7 separate regions of the Homo sapiens genome follow, and all the other regions are linked to region 7. The links are chromatin contacts, found by Hi-C or POLR2A ChIA-PET in ENCODE. All regions are on one chromosome and are shown on one strand. The core of a region is the stretch at or near the end of the contact, and the rest is flanking DNA. Distances in the headings are between cores, read along the strand shown.

What was found. A loop is a pair of places that touch in the nucleus more often than their neighbours do. ChIA-PET counts read pairs that join two places held with the same protein, here RNA polymerase II (POLR2A). Pooled maps may share reads with other maps.
Region 1: a map of B cell shows a loop between it and region 7 (9-fold over the local background). The contact joins the promoter of ZNF91 here to the promoter of ZNF429 in region 7. A Hi-C loop is called at or near these places in 1 of 168 maps with a recorded cell type or tissue (B cell) and 6 of 50 pooled maps. POLR2A ChIA-PET finds 5 or more read pairs at or near these places in 3 of 52 experiments (CD4-positive, alpha-beta T cell, activated naive CD4-positive, alpha-beta T cell and naive thymus-derived CD8-positive, alpha-beta T cell).
Region 2: a pooled map shows a loop between it and region 7 (6-fold over the local background). The contact joins the promoter of ZNF724 here to the promoter of ZNF429 in region 7. A Hi-C loop is called at or near these places in 1 of 37 single-sample maps with no recorded cell type and 9 of 50 pooled maps. POLR2A ChIA-PET finds 5 or more read pairs at or near these places in 2 of 52 experiments (HepG2 and activated T-cell).
Region 3: a loop to region 7 is called in a pooled map, with 6 times the contacts of the local background. The contact joins the promoter of ZNF93 here to the promoter of ZNF429 in region 7. A Hi-C loop is called at or near these places in 8 of 50 pooled maps. POLR2A ChIA-PET finds 5 or more read pairs at or near these places in 4 of 52 experiments (GM12878, PC-9, activated CD4-positive, alpha-beta T cell and 1 more).
Region 4: a loop to region 7 is called in a map of CD8-positive, alpha-beta T cell, with 2.7 times the contacts of the local background. The contact joins the promoter of ZNF682 here to the promoter of ZNF429 in region 7. A Hi-C loop is called at or near these places in 1 of 168 maps with a recorded cell type or tissue (CD8-positive, alpha-beta T cell) and 5 of 50 pooled maps. POLR2A ChIA-PET finds 5 or more read pairs at or near these places in 2 of 52 experiments (CD4-positive, alpha-beta T cell and naive thymus-derived CD4-positive, alpha-beta T cell).
Region 5: a loop to region 7 is called in a pooled map, with 10 times the contacts of the local background. The contact joins the promoter of ZNF253 here to the promoter of ZNF429 in region 7. A Hi-C loop is called at or near these places in 6 of 50 pooled maps. POLR2A ChIA-PET finds 5 or more read pairs at or near these places in 4 of 52 experiments (A673, BJ, activated naive CD4-positive, alpha-beta T cell and 1 more).
Region 6: a map of naive thymus-derived CD4-positive, alpha-beta T cell shows a loop between it and region 7 (7-fold over the local background). The contact joins the promoter of ZNF90 here to the promoter of ZNF429 in region 7. A Hi-C loop is called at or near these places in 1 of 168 maps with a recorded cell type or tissue (naive thymus-derived CD4-positive, alpha-beta T cell) and 6 of 50 pooled maps. POLR2A ChIA-PET finds 5 or more read pairs at or near these places in 1 of 52 experiments (activated T-cell).

Annotation. Positions count from the first base shown.
Region 1 is chr19:23,394,179-23,396,878 of GRCh38, forward strand. It overlaps ZNF91 (zinc finger protein 91), which reads right to left and starts at 1,293. Exons shown (of 4, transcript NM_003430.4): 1 at 1,147-1,293. The coding sequence starts at 1,176. RefSeq lists an enhancer at 695-1,563.
Region 2 is chr19:23,249,039-23,251,738 of GRCh38, forward strand. It overlaps ZNF724 (zinc finger protein 724), which reads right to left and starts at 1,356. Exons shown (of 4, transcript NM_001355404.2): 1 at 1,202-1,356. The coding sequence starts at 1,204. RefSeq lists an enhancer at 977-1,266 and a silencer at 1,397-1,456.
Region 3 is chr19:19,899,595-19,902,294 of GRCh38, forward strand. ZNF93 (zinc finger protein 93) reads left to right here and starts at 1,352. Exons shown (of 4, transcript NM_031218.4): 1 at 1,352-1,497. The coding sequence starts at 1,495. RefSeq lists enhancers at 1,322-1,921, 1,456-2,005, 2,554-2,700.
Region 4 is chr19:20,038,145-20,040,844 of GRCh38, forward strand. ZNF682 (zinc finger protein 682) reads right to left here and starts at 1,361. Exons shown (of 4, transcript NM_033196.3): 1 at 1,199-1,361. The coding sequence starts at 1,201. RefSeq lists an enhancer at 1,131-1,707.
Region 5 is chr19:19,864,612-19,867,311 of GRCh38, forward strand. It overlaps ZNF253 (zinc finger protein 253), which reads left to right and starts at 1,271. Exons shown (of 4, transcript NM_021047.3): 1 at 1,271-1,388. The coding sequence starts at 1,386. It overlaps LOC124904664 (a long non-coding RNA gene), which reads right to left. Exons shown (of 4, transcript XR_007067169.1): 1 at 1,825-2,700. RefSeq lists an enhancer at 1,302-1,731.
Region 6 is chr19:20,076,577-20,079,276 of GRCh38, forward strand. ZNF90 (zinc finger protein 90) reads left to right here and starts at 1,424. Exons shown (of 4, transcript NM_007138.2): 1 at 1,424-1,559. The coding sequence starts at 1,557. RefSeq lists an enhancer at 1,367-1,846.
Region 7 is chr19:21,504,295-21,507,046 of GRCh38, forward strand. It overlaps ZNF429 (zinc finger protein 429), which reads left to right and starts at 1,308. Exons shown (of 4, transcript NM_001001415.4): 1 at 1,308-1,480. The coding sequence starts at 1,478. RefSeq lists enhancers at 1,089-1,691, 1,307-1,626, 1,637-1,996, 1,692-2,293.

The sequences.
Region 1 (2,700 bases), core at 43-2,542, 1.9 Mb after region 7:
AGGCCCTGCTTGAGACACATGTAAAAAATTCAGGGAAAAATCGTCCCCTTTTGAGTGTGAGAAAAATTAAGTGGCAGGCAATTAGATTGAGGTGGCTCTAGTCCTCGGATTTCTACTTCTAAAAATAAAAATCTAAACTCAAGAGCATTTTTTGGTAAATTACTACATTGGCAGAAGCAAAATTTAGGCTTAAGCAACTATAAACTGCCAATTAAGCTCTGATTACATAAGAAGGATATTTCCACCTAGATTGTAAAAATTAAGAAACTAGGCCAGGTGCGGTGGTTCACGCCTGTAATTCCAGCACTTTCGGAGGCCAAGGTGGGTGGATCACCTAAGGTCAGGAGTTCCAGACCAGCCTGGCCAACAAGGTGAAACCCCGTCTCTCCGAAAAATAAAAAAATTGGCCTGGTGTGGTGGCAGGCGCCTGTAATCCCAGCTACTAGGGCTGAGGCAGGAGAATCGCTTGAACCCGGAAGGCAGAGGTTGCGGTGAGCCGAGATCACGCCACTGCACTCCAGCCCGCGCGAGAGAGCAAAACTCCTTTTCAAAAAACAAAACAAAACAAAACCTACATAACTGTACCTAGCAAATTACTGAATTTGGTTTTCTTTACCATGAACCTTATAAAAATATCTCCTTCAAGGCCTTTCATAGACCACAAATTACAAACCATAGCTGGGTGCTCTACAATGTTTGAATCACTCTTTGATTAAATTATTTAATCTTTTCGCGGTGACGCCCATAAATTTTTAATAGAAAAAAAGAGGCCCTGGGAACCCCACGGACTAAAGTGCTTCCTATTCATGAGCCAGCACCTCCAGTCAGGATTCTCCCCTGACGACCCTCCCGTGATCCCTGCACAATCTGGGAGAGACGCGGCGCTGCGGGAGCAGAGCTGCCCAGAGAGGGCTCCAGGCCAGGACACAGTCACTGGGCAGGGAAGAGACAGGACGCCCGGAGCCCGCCTGTCAACGCAGCCGCCATCTTATCGCTGAAGGGGACTGAGGCCGAGCTGGGCAAGGAGAACCCGGGCACGGATTGTGGAGCTGACTGAAGGAAGGCCTGAGGCTCGCCACAGCCGCATCCCACCGGTTTCAACGAGCCCCGTTCCCTCTCTCGGGACGTCGCACCTGGCAGTCTCACCATTTCTAGGCTTCCAGGGGTTCCTGGCATCTTAGCTGTGGCTCTCCAATACCTGCAGGTCACAGGGCCACACAGGCTGGGCCTCCTGGAGCAGAGGACACAGAGCAGTGAAGTCGAGACCTGGAAACTCCGGCGGCAGCGAGAGACAAAGGCCCAGCCACATCCCGGAAGCCGCCCTGTCCGCTCCAGCTTTGTGCCTGATTGGACAGTTCCCAGCCCAGCGTCCCTGATTAGATAACGTTTAAGGCCCCGCCTTCTCAGGCCCTGAGTGACAGAAGATGTGATCAGACACTGGGCTGAATGAAGAAAGAGTGACAGCGTAGGCTGCAGCCTTTTCAGGCAGGGCTTCCTCAGCTCAGCCAGGCCCACCTCAGAGCATGGGAAAATCCTCTCTCTTCTTTGCTCTCTTTCAATGTATTCAAAATGTGAACAAAAATATTTGATGTATATTAATAATACATAAAATTTTTGTTCCAGAGAAAATCAACTTTTACTTTATTGTGTATTATCAATAATAAAGCTAATTTGATAAAACATTGTAAGTCTCTCAGCCGGGCGCCGTGGCTCACACCTGTAATCCCAACACTTTGGGAGGCCGAGGCAGGTGGATCTCCTGAGGTCAGGAGTCCGAGACCAGTCTGGCTAACATGGTGAAACCCCATCTCTACTAAAAATACAAAATTATTGAGCATGGTGGTGCGTGCCTGTAATCCCAACTACTCGGGAGGCTGAGGCAGGAGAATTGCTAGAACCCGGGAGGCCAAGGTTGCAGTAAGCCTAGATCGCGCCAATACATTCCAGACTGAACAATAAGAGTGAAATTCCATTTCAAAAAAATGAAAAATAAAATATAAAAATTAGCTGAGCATGGTGGCACACGTCTGTAATCCCAGCTACTCCGGAGGCTGAGGCAGGAGAATCGCCTGAACCCGGGAGGCGGAGGTTGTAGTGAGTTGAGATCATGCCACTGCACCCCAGCAAAAAATAAAAATAAAAATACATTAAAATTTTTTTGACCTCTCTAGATTTTTATACATATTTTATGATCTCTTATAATTTTTTAATTTTTTTTTTTTGAGACTGAGTCTTGCTCTGTGGCCCAGGCTGAAGTCCAGCGGCACGATCTCGGCTCACTGCAACCTCTGCCTTTCAGGTCCAAGGGATTCTCCTCCCTCAGCCTCTGGAGTAGCTGGGATGACAGGTGCACCACCACACCTGACTAATTTTTTGTATTTTTAGTAGAGATGCGGTTTCACCATGTTGGCCAGGCTGGTCTCGAACTCCTGGCCTCAGGTGATCCACCTGCCTTAGCCTCCCAAAGTAGTGGGATTACATGGGTAAGCCATGATGCCGGTCCATTGTTTAACTTTTTATATTTCATTTTAATCTACATTATTTTTACTTTTTCAATTTGAAGGAACCTTTAAGTAATTTCAAAGCAGACAAATGTTTCTAACTTTCTTCATCAAAAGCATATTTTGCTTTTGTTTATACTCTCTCTATTTTCTTTTAATTTCCAAGAGAGAAGCTTGTTCTGTCACCCAGGCTGAAGTG
Region 2 (2,700 bases), core at 106-2,605, 1.7 Mb after region 7:
GAGAAACAAACAAACAAAGACAGGAAGACAGAAAGAATATAACTGTACCTAACCAATTATTGAATTTGGGATTTTTGCATCATGCACCTTATCAAAGTCCTTCAAGCCCCTCTTATAAACCAAAAACTACAACCCATAGGGGTGCTCTAAAATTTTTGAACCACTCTTTGATTAAATTATTTAATATTTTTGCAGAGACTGCCTTTTTTTTTTTTTTTTCTAGACAGAGTCTTCTTACTCTGTCGCCCAGGCTGGAGTGCAGTGGCGCGATCTTGGCTCACTGCAACCTCCTCCCAGGTTCAAGCGATTGTCCCGCCTCAGCCTCCCGAGTGGCTGGGATTACAAGCATGCGCCACTATGCCCGGCTTTTTTTTTTTGAGACAGAGTCAAGCTCTGTCACCCAAGCTGGACAGCAAATGGCGTCAGCTCGCCTCACTGCAACCTCCGCCTCCCGGGTTCAAGCGATTTTTCTGCGTCAGCCTCCTGAGTAGCTGGGATTACAGGACCGCGCCACCACGCCCGGCTAATTTTTTGTATTTCTAGTAGAAACGGGGGTTTCACCATGTTGGTCAGGCTGGTCTCGAACTCCTGACCTCGTAATCCGCCCACCTCGGCCTCCCAAAGTGCTAGCATTATAGGCGCAGGCCACTGTGCCAGACTAATTTTTATATTTTTAGTAGAGATGGGGTTTCGCCATGTTGGCCAGGCTGGTCTCGAACTCCTGGCCTCGGGTGATCCGCCCGCCTCGGCCTCTCGAAGTGCTGGGATTACAGGCGTGAACCAAAGCGCCCGGCCTGCCATAAATTTTTAATAGGGGGAAAGATGAACTGGAAACGCAGCGGACTAAAGCCCTTCCCATTCATGAACCCGCTCCCCGAGTCAGGATTCTCCCCTGACTACCCTCCCTTGGTCCCTGCACAATCTGGGAGAGACGCTGCGCTGCGGGAGCAGAGCTGCCCAGAGAGGGCTCCAGGTCAGGGCACAGTCACTGGGCGGGGAAGAGACAAGACGCCCGGGGGCCGGCTGTCAGCGAAGCCGCCATCTTATGGCTGAAGGGGACTGAGGCCCAGCTGGGCAAGGAGAACTCAGGGCGCAGTTTGTGGAGATGACTGCGGGGAGGCCCGAGTCCGCCACAGCCACTTCCCACAGGTTTCAACCAGCCCCTCCCTCTCTCTCCGGATGTCGGAGCCGCCACTCTCACCATTTCTAGGCTTCCAGGGGAGGCCCTGGCGTCTTAGCTGTGGATCTCCCAATGCTTGCAGGTCAGAGGGCCACAGAGGCTGGGCCTCTAAGAGCAGGGGACACAAAGCAGGGAAGACGAGACCAAGCGCTCCAGCTGCAGCGAGAGACAAAGGCCCCGCCAAATCCCGGAAGCCGCCCTGTCCGCTCCAGTTGCGTGCCTGATTGGACGGTCCCCAGCTCAGGGTCCCTGATTGGAAAACGTCTAAGGCCCAGCCCCTTCAGGCCTTAAGTGACAGAAGACCTGACCAAACGCTGGACTGAATGAAGAAAGAGTGACAGCCTAAGCTGCAGCGTTTTCAGGCAGGGCTTCCTCCCTGAGCTTAGCCCACCCCGGAGGGTATTTGCATTTGACCTCGTGTATGAGGTTTCATGTATTTATAAATAACATACTATACGGCTATTCACAAATGAAAAATATATAATAACAATAATTTTAAAATTTCAGTTTTTATGATCTTCCTGGCTTCTGGCATTTGAGCAAGCAGCCTGAGACTTTTTTAAAAAGGCAATCCTCTGAAATAAAATATAAGCCACATGTGAATTTTGAATTTTCTAGTAGCCAACTTTAAAAAGAAACAAGAAAAAGGTGGAGTTGATTGTAACAATTTAACTTACCCAATATATCCAAAATATTATCAGTTTAATATGTGAGCAATAATTATATATGTATATACATGTATATGTATGTATATATGTATATATGTGTGTATATATGTATATATGTATGTGTGTATATATGTATATATATGTGTGTGTGTATATATATATACATATATATATATATATATATATATATATATATATATATCACTAAATCTTTGAAACTCACTCTGTATTTTACCATTCCAGCACATCGCAGTTTAGACCAGCGACATTCCAGGCACCCAGGAGCCACACGTGGCCAATAGCTGCCATATTGAAGTGCAGCTGCGATGTCAGCTGAGTGAAGGGCCTGGACATCAGAGGTGGGGGAAAGCCTCTTCCTACCAACATCTCTTCAGTTCCCAGGGTGGAACAGATAGTGGCCATAAAAGAGCAGAAGGCAGCAAGAATAAAATAACCACACATAGACCACTGCTGGCCACCTGTTGACCACCTTCCTTCCAGATTAAACAGTGAACAACAAGTGATGGGGTGACAGGAGAAGTAAACTCTATGTCTTCATATCTGTCCAGTCTTTTTTGAGACAGACTTTCACTCTTATTGCCCAGGCTGGAGTGCAGTGAAGTGCAATGGCAGGATCGCGGCTCACCACAACCTCCACCTCCCAGGTCCAAGCAATTCTCCTACCTCAGCCTCCCAAGTAGCTGGGATTACAGGCACGTGCCACCACACCCAGCTAATCTTTTGTATTTTTATTAGAGACAGGGTTTCTCCATGTTGGTCAGGCTGGTCTTGAACTCCCGACTTCCGGTGATCTGCCGGCTCCCACCTCCCAAAGTGCTGGAATTACAGACG
Region 3 (2,700 bases), core at 102-2,601, 1.6 Mb before region 7:
ATTCTTACTTCTCTTATAGTTGTAATAGGTGTACTAATTCTTGTTGGGTGTTGTGTCATACCATGCATCTGTGGGCTAGTACAAAGACTTATAAAAACGACACTTACGAAAACCTCCCTTAGTTCTCCTCCACCTTATTCAGATAAACTTTTCCTTTTAAAAGATCAAGTCAAACAACAAAGTAAAGGTATGTTTAAAAAGTTTTAAAAAGCGTGTGGTCGCAGTGGCTCACGCCTGTAATCCCAGCACTTTGAGAGGCTGATGCGGGCGGATCACCCGAGGTCAGAAGTTAGAGACCAGCCTGACCAATATGAAGAAGCCCCATCTATACTAAAGACACAAAATTAGCTGGTCGTGGTGGCACATGCCTGTACTCCCAGCTACTCGGGAGGCTGAGGCAGGAGAATTGCTTGAACCTGGGAGGCAAATGTTGTAGTGAGCCAAAATCGTGCCATTGCACTCCAGCCTAGGCAGCAAGAGCAAAAACTCCATCTCAAAAAAAAAGGTTTTTTTTTAATTATAAAAATTAAAAGGGGGAAATTGTAAAATACAATAAAATTCCTCTTCAAAGGTTTAGTCTTAACTTTCTTGTTCTTTGTTCTCAAACTCAACTTGCTTGTTCTCCATGCCTCCTTGCCCCTAGTTACTGTAACAACCTTCCTTCCCAACAGCTCTAATCAATAATTCACATCTGTTCCCTTGATTACTCACTCTGCAGCCTTCCCACCCTTCAAAACCACACGTCCCACCACTGTGACTTATACATGCCCCTTCCCTTCCTTATTTGGAAAAATATTTACAAATAGCCAATCGGGTCAGTTTAGATTGTGGGGTCCGACCCTAGCCCATGGGGGAGTAACACAGAGGAAGAGACTTTACGTTAAAAATAAAAACCCCTTCCCTCCTTTGTTCAGGGTGCTCTTGCGATCGTGATTAATGCAAACAAAAACCTTTTGCAGAAGTAAATTGCCTTACTAAAAAAACTTTTGCCTGAGTACTGGTTTCACTTTGCGACACCAAACACTTTACTTCCAACGGTATTATTAATATGACAACGAAATACTTCTGTTCACCTTTTCAATACATTCAAAAAGAGAGAGTAAAAAAGAGAATGTTCCCATGCTCTGGGGTGGACGTGGCTCAGCTCAGAGAGGAAGCCCTGGCTGAAAAGGCTGCAGCTTAGGCTGTTACTCTTCTTCACTCAGCCCAGCATGTGATCACATCTTCTGTCACTCAGGTCCTGAGGGGGCGGGACCTTAAGAATTATCCAATCAGGGACGCTGGGCTGGAAACGTCCAATCAGGCAAGCAGCCGGACCGAACAGGGCGGCTTCTGGTTTGGCGGGTCCTTTGTCTCTCGGTGCAGCCGGAGCTCCAGGTCTCCTCTTCACTACTCTGTGTCCTGTGCTCCTACAGGCCCAGCCTCTGTGGCCCTGTGACCTGCAGGTATTGGGAGATCCACAGCTAAGACACCAGGACCCCTGGAAGCCTAGAAATGGTGAGAGTGCCGGTCCGACATCCCAAGCGACGGGGAGGGGCTGGTTGGAACCGGTGGAAAGTGACGGTGGCGGGACTCAGGTATCCCCTTAGTCAGCTCCACAATCTGCGCCGGAGTTCTTGCCCAGCTCGGCCTCGGTTCCCTTCAGCCATAAGATGGCGGCTGCGCTTATAGCGCAGCCCCCAGGCGTCCTGTCTCTTCACTGTGCGGTGACTGTGCCCTGGCTTGGAGCCCTCGCTGGGCAGCTGCGCACCCGCAGAGCCGCTTCTCTCCCAGATTGTGCAGAGACCACGGGAGAGTCGTCAGGGGAGAATCCTGACTCGGAGTGCGGGTTCACGAATGGGAAGAGCTTTAGTGGGTTGGGTTCACAGTTTCTCTTTTCTCCTATTAAAAATTTATGGGGCTGGGCAAGGTGGCTCACTCCTGTAATCGCAGCAGTTTGGGAGGCCGAGGCGGGCGGATCACTTGAGGAGTTGTTAGGGCAGCTAAGTTCCTCTTCAGAGACTCAACTTCCTGGTCATAAGTTGTAAAAATTGTAAATCAACCCTACCCCTTCTTTTTCCCCATTCTCCTTTTCTCAAAACATCGCGCGTTTACCCTATATGGAAAAAGTTTGTGTCTAGCCCAACCAGGATCAGCTTAGATTGTGCGGTGGGACCTCAGCCAATATGGGAAGGACACAAAAACCGGAACTGCGTTAGGGTTAAATCCCCTTCCTGGCCCAGCGCGGTGGCTGATGCCTGTAATCCCAGCACTTTGTGAGGCCGTGGCGGGTGGATCACAAGGTCAGGAGTTCTAGGCCAGCCTGGCCAACATAGTGAAACCCCGTCTCTACTAAAAATACAAAAATTAGCCGGGATTGGTGGCAGGCGTCTGTAATCCCAGCTACTTGGGAGGCTGACGCACGAGAATTGCTTGAACCTGGGAGGCGAGGTGCAGTGAGCCGAGAGCTTGCCATTGTACTCCAGCCTTGGTGACAAAGTGAGACTCCGTCTTAAAAAAAAAATAGACATCTTAAAATTTCCTTCCCTTATGTAAATACTGTGTTTGAGTAATTTCACGGATTTTTCAAACACTGAGTTTCAAAAACCAAGTGAATAACTCTGACATGACAAAGCTTGAGCCTAGTGACTCCAAGCTAAGGCTAATATTAAGCCTAAAACAGAAGGTTTTTTTTTTGGACAGAGTTTTGCGTTTTGCTCT
Region 4 (2,700 bases), core at 111-2,610, 1.5 Mb before region 7:
ATTCTGATAAGGTGTCTGTGCCTAGGAAAGATTAAAGGGAGATTGGCACAAAGGTTTTTGTTTTTTGGTCTTTTTTTTTTTCATGGTGGAGTGTTGGGATTATTCTCTGCTTTCATCTCCTGTAAAATGTTTGCAAATGAAAAACAATTCTTTTTCTAAAAAGTGCCATCCGCTGCTCTTTGAAATAATGATCAATCAAAATACTGTGTCTGAAATGTACAAAAAAGGACTAATAGTTGATAATGTTGTGAATTAGAGAGGGGAAGTTGGTGTTGAAGAATGTCAGGAAAGAACTGAAAATTTAAAATTCAACTGCAAGTCAGAGTTAGGCTGGGGCAACAGAGTGGTAGCTTTGAGATTCTGTTTGTCACACATTTGGAAAATCCAAGAGAAAACCACTTCTGTGGAGTGTTAAATAAATAGCAGGCAGTTAGACTGAGGTGGCTCTAGTACCCTGAGTTCCTACATTAAAAAAAAAAAAAATCAAAGGCAAATACATTTCTTGTAAATTGCTACCTTAGGGGGAAACAAAATTCAGATTTTTCAGATTTAAGCAACCACAAACCTTCAATTAACTTCTGATTACATAACCAGGCAATGACAACCTGAATAGTCTAAATAAGATGACTACATAACTGGAACGAGTCAGTTACTGAATTCGGTTTGCTTCATCCTGCACTTTATAAAAAACTTTCCTTCAAGCTCTTCGGCTGGACCCCCAACCACAAACCGTGGCTGGGTGCTCTCTGAGCATAAATCACTGTTAACTTCAATAAGTTTTCAACATTTTAAAGGTGACTCCCATAGTTTTTAAACAGGAGAAGGAAAAGACTGAGGACCCCCGGGATCACAGCACTTCCCACGCACAAACCACACACGGGGTCTGGACTCTGCCCTGAGGACGCTTCCATTGTCCCCGCAGTCGGGGCAGACGCAAGAACGCGCGCGGCTCTTCCCAGGGTGGGCTCCGGGCGGGAAGCGGGAGAACGGAACGGGATGCCCGCCCAGGGTCCCGGCTGCTGGCCCACCTCGCATCCTGTGCCCGGAGGTGATCGACGGCCGAGCTGTGCCTGCCGGGGACTCCAGTCCGCAGACTCCGGAGCTGACAGCTGGGAGGCCCCAGTCCCGTCACTGCCGGTTCCGGCCGGTTTCAACCAGCCCTGCCCCCACCTCGGGATGCGCGGCCTGGCACACTCACCATTTTTCGGCTTCCGGGATGTCGTGGAGTCTTAGCTCTGGATCTCACAGCATCTGCAAGTCAGAGGGCAACAGAGGCTGCGACAGTCACCGGGAACTACTAGAGCAGAGGATACTAAGCAATGAAGATGGACCCTGAGCTCTGGCTGGAGCGAGACAAAGGCCCCGCCAGCTCCAGGACACCGCCCCCTCTACCTTGGCTGCGCACCTGATTGGACAGTTCCCACTCTAGCGCCCATGATTGGATACAGTTCCATGCCCCGCCCCCTCAGGTCATGAGTGACAGGAGGCGTGATCTGAGAATGTGTTGAATAAGGCAAGAGTTACAGGTTTTTCCTGAACCCTTTTCTGGCGCGCTTCCTTCCTGAATTGGAAACTGGCCCTTCCTGGGGAACATTTGCATTTAACTTTGTATATAAAGTTATCTTTATTTGTGAATAGTATACATATGTTATTCACAAATGGAAACAATATAATGACAATTATTTTAAAATCTCAGATTTCATCATTTTCCTAGCCTCCAGTCTTTTGAGCAGGCAGCCTAAGATGTCGCAAGGGAGGCAATTCTCTAAGAAATAAACTGTGAAGCACATATGAATTTTACATTTTCTAGTAGCCACATTTTAAAAAAGAAACCAGGCGTGGTAGCCTGTGCCTGTAGTTCTAGCAACTAGGGAGGCTGAGGCGGGAGCATCACTTGAGGCCAGGAGTTTTAAGACCAGCCCGGGCAACATAGCGATGATCCCATCTCTACAAAAAATAATTAAAAATTTAGCCAAGTCTGGTGGTGCACGCCTGCAGTCCTAGCTACTCAGAAGGCTGAGGCGGGAGGATCACTTGACCCTGGGAGACCAAGACTGCAGTGAGCCACGATCACACCATTGCACTACAGCCGGGGTGACAGAGTGAAACCAAGTTTAAAAAAAAAAAGATCTCTGAAGAAGGCATTTTCTCTTTCTGCAATTTAGCCAAGCAGCTGAGTATGTCTTGAAGTCATCTTCTAATTTTTAACAGGGCAAGGATGTTTTCTAAAACCCCAGTCTCCAGAGTTGCCATGGGGCAAATCCCGGCAGCATACATGAAAATCACTCACAGCTAATGCATTCTTCATCAGATCCAGTGCTTCTTACCCCTGGCAAATAAAAATCACCTGCGGGGTTGGGAGCGGTGGTTCACGCCTATAATCTCAGCATTTTGGGAGGCCGAGACGGGCGTATCACCTGAGGTCAGGAGTTCGAGACCAGCCTGGCCAACATGGTGAAACCCCCATCTCTACTAAAAATACAAAAATTAGCCGGGCATGGTGGCACACGCCTGTAATCCCAGCTACTCGGGAGGCTGAGGCAGGAGAATGGCTTGAACGTGGGAGGCGGAGGTTGCAGTGAGTCGAGATCGCGCCATTGCAGAGTGAGACTTCGTGGGGAGGGTGGTGGTGGCGGCGGGGGGTGTGGAGAATGACTGGAGGGGCGGGGCAGGATGTAAACTTAAAATCCCTGAAGCCCA
Region 5 (2,700 bases), core at 21-2,520, 1.6 Mb before region 7:
CAGGAGATTACAAATTATATATGTAAATCTCGAGAGGTCAAAAATGACAAATTTTGTTTATTTACAAGGTTTTATTTATGTATTTATTCATTTTTGGAGACGCAGTCTCACTTTGTCACCCAGGCTTGAGTGCAGTGGTGCGATCTTGGCTCACCGCAACCTCTGCCTCCTGGGTTCAAGCCATTCTCCTGCCTCAGCCTCCTGAGTAGCTGGGACCACAGGTGCATGCCACCACGCCCGGGTAATTTTTTGTATTTTTAGTAGAGACAGAGTTTCACCGTGTTAGCCAGGATGGTCTCGATTTCCTGACCCAGTGATCTGCCCTCCTCAGCCTCCCAAAGTACTGGGATTACAGGCCTGAGCCACCGCACCTGGCTTTACAAGGTCTTATTAAAATTAGCTTTAGTATTGATAATACACTATTACCAAAGTAAAAGTTGACTTTCTCTTGAACAAACATTTCATGTATTATTAATATGACAGCAAAGTACTTCTGTTCACCTTTTGAATACATTCAAAAAGAGAGAGAATATGAGATAGAATTTTCCCATGCTCTGGGATGGGATGCTCAGCTCAGGGAGGAAGCCGTTTGAAAAGGCTCCAGCTAGGCTAGGCGCGGTGGCTCACGCTTGTAATCCCAGCACTTTGGGAGGCCGAGGCGGGCGGATCACCTGAGATCGGGAGCTCGAGACCAGCCTGACCAACACGGAGAAACCCTGTCTCTACTAAAAGTACAAAAAATTAGACGGGCGTGGTGAGGCATGCCTGTAATCCCAGCTACATGGGAGGCTGAGGTAGGAGAATCGCTTGAACCCGGGAGGTGCAGGTTGCGGTGAGCCAACATCGTGCCATTGCACTCTAGCCTGGGCAACAAGAGGGAAACTCCGTCTCGGTGGGGGGAAAAAAGAAAGAAAAGAAAGAAAGAAAGAAAGAAAGAAAAAGAAAGAAAGAAAGAAAGGAAAGAAAGAAAGAAAGAAAGAAAGAAAGAAAGAAAGAAAGAAAGAAAGAAAGAAAGAAAGAAAGAAAGAAAGAAAGAAAGAAAGAAAGAAAGAAAGAAAGAAAGAAAGAAAAGGCTGCAGCCTAGGCTGTCACTCTTTCTTCACTCAGCCCAGTATCTGATCACATCTGTCACTCAGCGGCTGGGGAGGCGGGGCCTTAGGCATTATCCAATGAGGGACGCTGGGCCGGAAACCGTCCAATCAGGCACGCAGCTGGAGCGAACCACATGGTTTCTGGGGGCCTTTGTTTCTCGCTGCAGCGGGAGCTCCAGGTTTATCCTCAGTGTTCTGTGTCCTGTGCTTATAGAGGCCCGTCCTCTGTGGCCGTGTGACCTGCAAGTATTGGGAGAGCCACAGCTAAACCCCGGGACCCCTGGAAGCCTAGAAATGGTGAGTGCCGGGTCCAACGTCCCGAGAGAGGGGAGAGGCTGTTTGGAACGGTGGGAAGTGGCTCTGGCGGGACTCTGCTTCCTCACAGTCAGCTCCACAATCTGCCGCCGGAGTTCTCCCTGCCCAGCTCGGCCTCAGTCCCCTTCAGCCATAAGATGGCGGCTGCGGTGACATCCGGGGCCCGGCACAGTGATTGTGCCCTGGCCTGGAGCCCTCTTTCAGCAGCTCTGCACCCGCAGCACCGCGTCTCTCCCAGATCATGCAAGGACCACGGGAGGGTCGTCAGGGGAGAATCCTGACTCGGTTCCCTGCGGGTTCATGAATGGGAAGAGCTTTGGTCCGTGAGGTTGTTAGAAACAAGCGCTTGGTGCCGCAAAACAACACAAAACAAAAAACTACCCAGCACTTAGAAAATTTCACAGGAAGGCATATTTACTTCTGAAGAAGAGTGCTGCTCGCGTCCGACCTGATCGCAAGAGCACACAGAAGAAAGGAAGGAAGGTTTTTTTTTTTTTTGAGGCGGAGTTTTGCTCTTGTGGCCCAGGCTAAAGTACAATGGCGCGATCTCGGCTCACTGCAACCTCCGTCTCCCGGGTTCAAGTGATTCTCCTGCCTCAGCCTCCCGAGTAGCTGGGGTTACAGGCATGCGTCACCACACCCGGCTGATTTTGTATTTTTAGTAGACATGCCGTTTCACCATGTTGGTCAGGCTGGTTTTGAACTCCCGAACTCAGTTGATCCGCCCGCCTCGGCCTCCCAGTTTGAAAGGGGTTTTTAACCCTAAACGCCGTTATTGCCTCTGTGTCCTTCCCCCATTGGCCGGGGTCTGACCTCACAATCTAGGCTGACCCGATTGGCTACTTTCCAAATAAGGAAGGGGTTCGGGTCGCAGATTGGAACAGGCGGTTTGGGTTGTTTACGGAGCGGGTGTCTAGGTACAAAGAGGTACAAAAAAGTTGGTCCTAAGAACAAGGAACAAGAAAGTTAGGCCCTTGAAGAGGAATCTATTATATCTGTCAGGGTTCACAGTTTCCCTTTTCTCCTATTAAAAATTTATGGGGCCGGGCGCGGTGGCTCACGCCTGTAATAACAACACTTCAGGAGGTCGAGGTGGATGGATCACTTGAGGTCAGGAGTTGAAGACCAGCCTGGCCAAAATGGGGAAACCCCATCTCTACTAAAAGTACAAAAATTAGCTGGGTGTGATGGCGAATGTCTGGTTTTCTGTTTCTGCATTAGTTTTCTGAAATAATGGTCTACAGCTTTATTGATGTTATTGCAAAGGACATGATCATTTATTTTTAAATGGCCA
Region 6 (2,700 bases), core at 174-2,673, 1.4 Mb before region 7:
TCAAGGAACACAGAAAGGTCAACTTGTTTTTGTGATTGTCTATTGTTTTTCTTTTTCTTTCTTTCTTTTTTTTTTTTTTTTTTGAGACGGAGTCTCGCTCTGTCGCCCAGGCTGGAGTGCAGTGGCGCGATCTCGGCTCACTCCAAGTTCCGCCTCCCAGGTTCACACCATTCTCCTGCCTCAGCTTCCCGACTAGCTGGGACTACAGGCGCCTGCCACCAGGCCTGGCTAATTTTTTGTATTTCTAGTAGAGACGGGGTTTCAGCGTGTTAGCCAGCATGGTCTTGATCTCCTGACCTCGTGACCCGCCCGCCTCAGCCTCCCAAAGTGCTGAGATTACAGGCGTGAGCCACCGCGCCCGGCCTTGTCTATTGTTTTTCAATAACGAATGTATAGGAATAGATTGAATAGATTGACATAGAGATTTCTCTAAAATAGCACTGGATGAACGCCTCAAGGGGCTCACACAACCTCTTCCAGGACTTGGTGACCATTGTTTGTGTCCACGTTCAATTGAGTTCAAATTAAATATTTAACTTTTCCTCCACAAATTCCCCTGTCTTGATGAATTGGTTTTGTCTGGGCAAAGGGCAAGGTAAACTCCTTGGGCGGTTACACAACCTCCACCTCCTAGGTTCAAGAGATTCTCCTGCCTCAGCCTTCGGTGTAGCTGGGACTACAGGTGTGCACCAGCACGCCCAGGTAAGGTTTTGTATTTTTAGTAGAAATGGGGTTTCACCGTGTTGGCCAGGGTGGTCTTGAACTCCTGACCTCAAGTGATTCGCCCTCTTTGGCTTCCCAAAGTGCTGGAATTACAGGCGTGAGCCACCGCGCCTGGCCCTAAATGATTTCCTTTCTGTCTCCTATAACAGTTTGAAATTACTTAAAAGTTGTTTCAAATTGAAAAAATAAAAAGAATGTAGATAAAAATAAAATATAAAAAGTTAAAAAAATTACATTAGATTACAAAATATATATGATGTATATGTAAGTCTCGAGAGGTCAAAAATGACAAATTTGATTTACTTACAAGGTTTTATTAAAATTAGCTTTCGTATTGATAATACACTATTACCAAAGTAAAAGTTTTCTCTTGAACAAAAATTTTTTGTATTATTAATATGACAGCCAAATACTTCTGTTCACCTTTTGAATACATTCAAAAAGAGAAAGAGTAAAAAAGAATTTTCCCATGCTCTCCGGTGGGCCTGGCTCAGCTCAAGGAGGAAGCCCGGCCTGAAAAGGCTGCAGCTGAGGCTGTGACTCTTTCTTCACTCAGCCCAGCATGTGATCACATCTTCTGTCACTCAGGGACTGAGGAGGCGGGGCCTTAAGCATTATCCAATCAGGGACGCTGGGTTGGAAACCGTCCAATCATGCAGGCAGCTGGAGCGAAGAGGAAGGCTTTCGGGTTTGGCGCGGCCATTTGTCTCTTGCTGCAGCTGGTGCTCCAAATCTGGTCTTAGCTGCTTCGTGTCTTCTTCTCCAGCCTCTGTGGCCCTGTGACCTGCAGGTATTGGGAGATCCACAGCTGAGGGACCCCCGGAAGCCTAGAAATGGTGAGAGTGCCTTTCCAGCATTCCGAGAGAGGGGAGGGACTGGTTGGAACCGATGGGAAGTGGCTGTGGCGGGACTTAGGCCTCCCCGCAGTCAGCTCCACAATCTGCGACCGACTTCTCCTTGCCCAGTTCGGCCTCAGTCCCCTTCAGCCATAAGATGGCAACAGCGCCGACAGCCGGGCCCCGCGGCGTCCTGTCTCTTCCCTGCCCTGGCCTGGAGCCCTCTCTGGGCAGCTCTGCACCCACAGCGCTGCGTCTCTCCCAGATTGTGCAGGGAGCACGGGAGGGTTCTCGGGGGAGAATCCTGACTCGGGGTGCAGGTTCATGAATGGGAAGAGCTTTGGTCCATGGGGTTGACAGTTTCTCTTTTCTCCTATTAAAAACTTATGGGGCCGGTCGCTGTGGTTCATGCCTGTAATCCCAGCATTTTGGGAGGTCGAGGCGAGCGGATCACTTGAGGTAAAGGGTTGTTAGTACAACGTAGTTCTTCTTCAAAGACGCAACTTCCTGGTCATAAGTTGGAAAAGTTGTAAATCACCCCTACCCCTTCTTCTCCCTTCTCCTTTTCTCACAAATCGCGCATTACCCGATTTGGAAAAAGCTTGAGTGTAAGCCAACCGGGATCAGCTTAGATTGTGCGGTCTGACCCCAGCCAATGGAGGGAAAACAAAAACAGAACTGCATTAGGGCTAATAACCCCTTCCCGGCCAGGCGCGGTGGCTCCTGCCTGTAATTTCAGCACTTTGGGGCGCCGAGGCGGGCGGATCACGTGGTCAAATTTCTAGACCAGCCTATCCAACGTGGTGAAACCTCTCTCTACTAAAAATACAAAAATTAGCCTGGAGTGGTGCCAAGCGCCTGTAATCCCAGCAACTTGGGAGGCTGAGGCCCGAGAATTGCTTGAACTCGGGAGGCAGAGGTTGCAGTGAGCTGAGATCCCTCCATCGCGCTCCAGCATGCGCGACAGAGGGAGAGTCCTCAAAAAAAAAAAAAAAAAAAAAAGTAAGCATCTTAAAATTTCCATCCTTTATGTAAACACTGTGTTTTAGTAACTTCACTGTATTTTCCAACACTTAGTTTCAAAAACCCAGTGAATAACTCTGGCATGGAAATTAAAGCTTGAACCTAGTGATTCCGAGCT
Region 7 (2,752 bases), core at 58-2,557:
TTCTTCATATCTTAAAGTTAGAGGTTAAGACTGTGGACAGACCCAAAGACATAGAGTTTTCTTCTCCTGTCTCCTGTGGCCCCAGAATTTTTTGTTCACTGTCTGATCTCTGGATGAAAGGTGGACAACAGGTGGCAAAGAGTGGTCTACCTGTGGTTATTTTATTTGTGCTGCCCTCTGCCCTTGCTATGGCCACTATCTATCGCACCCTCAGAACCGAAGATAGATGTTAGTAGAGAGAGGCTGTCTCCTCACCTCTGGCAGAAAAGGGATGTTCAGGGCCTCCACCCACCTGACATCAGAGCTGCACTTCAACGTGGTGGCTGTTGGCCATGTGTGGCTCCTGGGTGCCTGGAATGTGCCTGGTCTGAACTGCAATTTGCTAGAAAAGTAAAATACAGAGTTGGTTTCGAAGATTTAGTTCCAAAAATATATATAGTGCCTTAATAATTACATATTGCTGTGACCCCAGAAAATCTGAGACATCAGTTAATTTAGAAAGTTTATTTTGCCAAGGTTGAGAACACGCCTATGACATAGTTTCAGGAAGTCTTGAGGACACCTGCCCAAGGTGGTCAGGGAACATATTGGTTTTATACATTTTAGGGAGACATGAGACATCAATCAATATATGTAAGAAGTACATTGGTTCAGTCTGAAAAGGTGGGACAACTTGAAGCAAAGGCAGGAAGACACGAAGCTGGAGGGAGCTTCCAGGTCACAGATAGGTGGACTCAAATTCTTTTGAGTTTCTGATTGGCCTTTAGTTCCCAGCTTGAGTTTTCCTTAGTAATTTTGGGGGCCCAAGATATTTTCCTTTCACATTGCTCACATATTAAAATTATAATACTTTAAACATATTGGGTTAGTTACATTATTACAATCAATTCCACGTGTTTCATGTTTCTTTTTAAAGTTTGGCTACTGGAAAATTAAAAATTCACATGTGGCTCACATTTTATTTCAGAGGACTGCCTCCTTTTTAAAATCTCAGGCTGCCTGCTCAAAGGACCAGAAGCTAGGAAGGTGATAAAAGCTAAAATTTAAAAGTAATTGTTATTATATTCTTTTCATTTGTGACTAGCCATATAGTATATTTATAAATGCATATGACCTTACACACAAGGTTCAATGCAAACACCCTCTAGGGTGGGCCTGGCTCAGCTCGGAGGAAAGCCTGCCTGAAAAGGCTGCAGCTAGGCTGTCACGCTTCATTCTGCCCAGCAACTGATCACCCTCTGTCACTCAGGGCCTGAGAGGGCGGGTCTTAAACATTATCCAATCAGGCACGCAGCTGGAGCGACAGGACGGTTTCCGGAATATGGCGGGGCGTTTGGCTCTTGCTGCAGCCAGAGCTCCAGGTCTCGTCTTCATTTCTGTGTCCTTTGTTCTTAGAGGCCCAGCCTGTGTGGCCCTGTGACCCGCAGATATTGGGAGATACACAGCTAAGACTCCAGGACCCCCTGGAAGCCTAGAAATGGTGAGAGTGCCGAGTCTGACATCCCCAGAGAGGGGGAGGGGCTGGTCGGAACCGTGAGAAGTGGCCGTGGCGGACTTAGGTCTCCCGGCAGTCAGCTCCACAATCTGCGCCCGGAATTCTCCTTGCCCAGCTCGGCTTCAGTCCCCTTCAGCCATAAGATGGCGACTGTGCTGACAGCCGGGCCCCGGGCGTCCTGTCTTCCCTCCGCAGTGACTGTGCCTGACGTGTAGCCCTGTCTGGGGAGCTCTGCACGCGCAATTCCGCAGTCTCTCCCAGATTGTGCAAGAACCATGGGAGGGGCGTCAGGTGAGAATAGTGACTCGGGATGCGGGTTCATGAGCGGGAAGAGCTTTGGTCCGTGGGGTTCCCAGTTCCCATTCTCTCCTATTAAAAATCTATGGGAGTGGCCGGGCGCGGTGGCTTATGCCTGTAATCCCAGCAGTTTGCTGGGAGGCGGGCAGATCACTGAGGTCCGGCATTCGAGAACAGCCTGGCCAACATGGTGAAACCCCCTCTCTGCTAAAAATACAAAAATTAGCCGGATGTGGTGGCAGGCATCTGTAATCCCAGCTATGTGGGAGGCTGAGGCACGAGAATCGCTTAAACCCAGGAGACCAAGATTGTGCCATTGCACTCCAGGCTGGTTGACACAATGAGACTATCTCAAACAAAAAAAAAAAAAAAAAAGGGGAGTCACTGCAAAATATTAAAGAATTTAATTAAAGAGTGGTTCTAAAATTGTAAAGCACCCAGCTGTGGGATGTAGTTTGTGGTCCTTTGGAGGAGCTTGAAGGAAAGACTTTGCGCATGGTACAAAAACGCAAATTCAGTTATTGGTTAGGTAGGGTTACGTAGTTTCTTAATTTCCATCTTCAGCTTACAAAATTTCCTGGTTATGTAATCAGAGCTTAATTCCAGTTAATAGTTAACCCTGTATTTGTTTTCCCCAGTGTAGTAATTTACAAAAAAAAAAGCATTTGAGTTAGTTTTTTGTTTTTTTTTTTTTTTTTTTGAGATGGAGTTTCCCTCTTCTTGCCCAATCTGGACTGCAGTGGCGCGATCTCGGCTCACTGCACCTTCCGCCTCCGTGTTCAAGTAATTCTCCTGCCTCAGCCTCCTGAGTAGCTGGGATTATAGGCAGGCACCACCACGCCCGGCTAATTTTGTATTTTTAGTAGAGACGGGGTTTCTCCGTGTTGGTCAGGCTTGTCTTGAACTCCCGACCTCGGGTGATCCGCCCATCTCGGCCTCCCAAAGTGCTGGGATTACAGG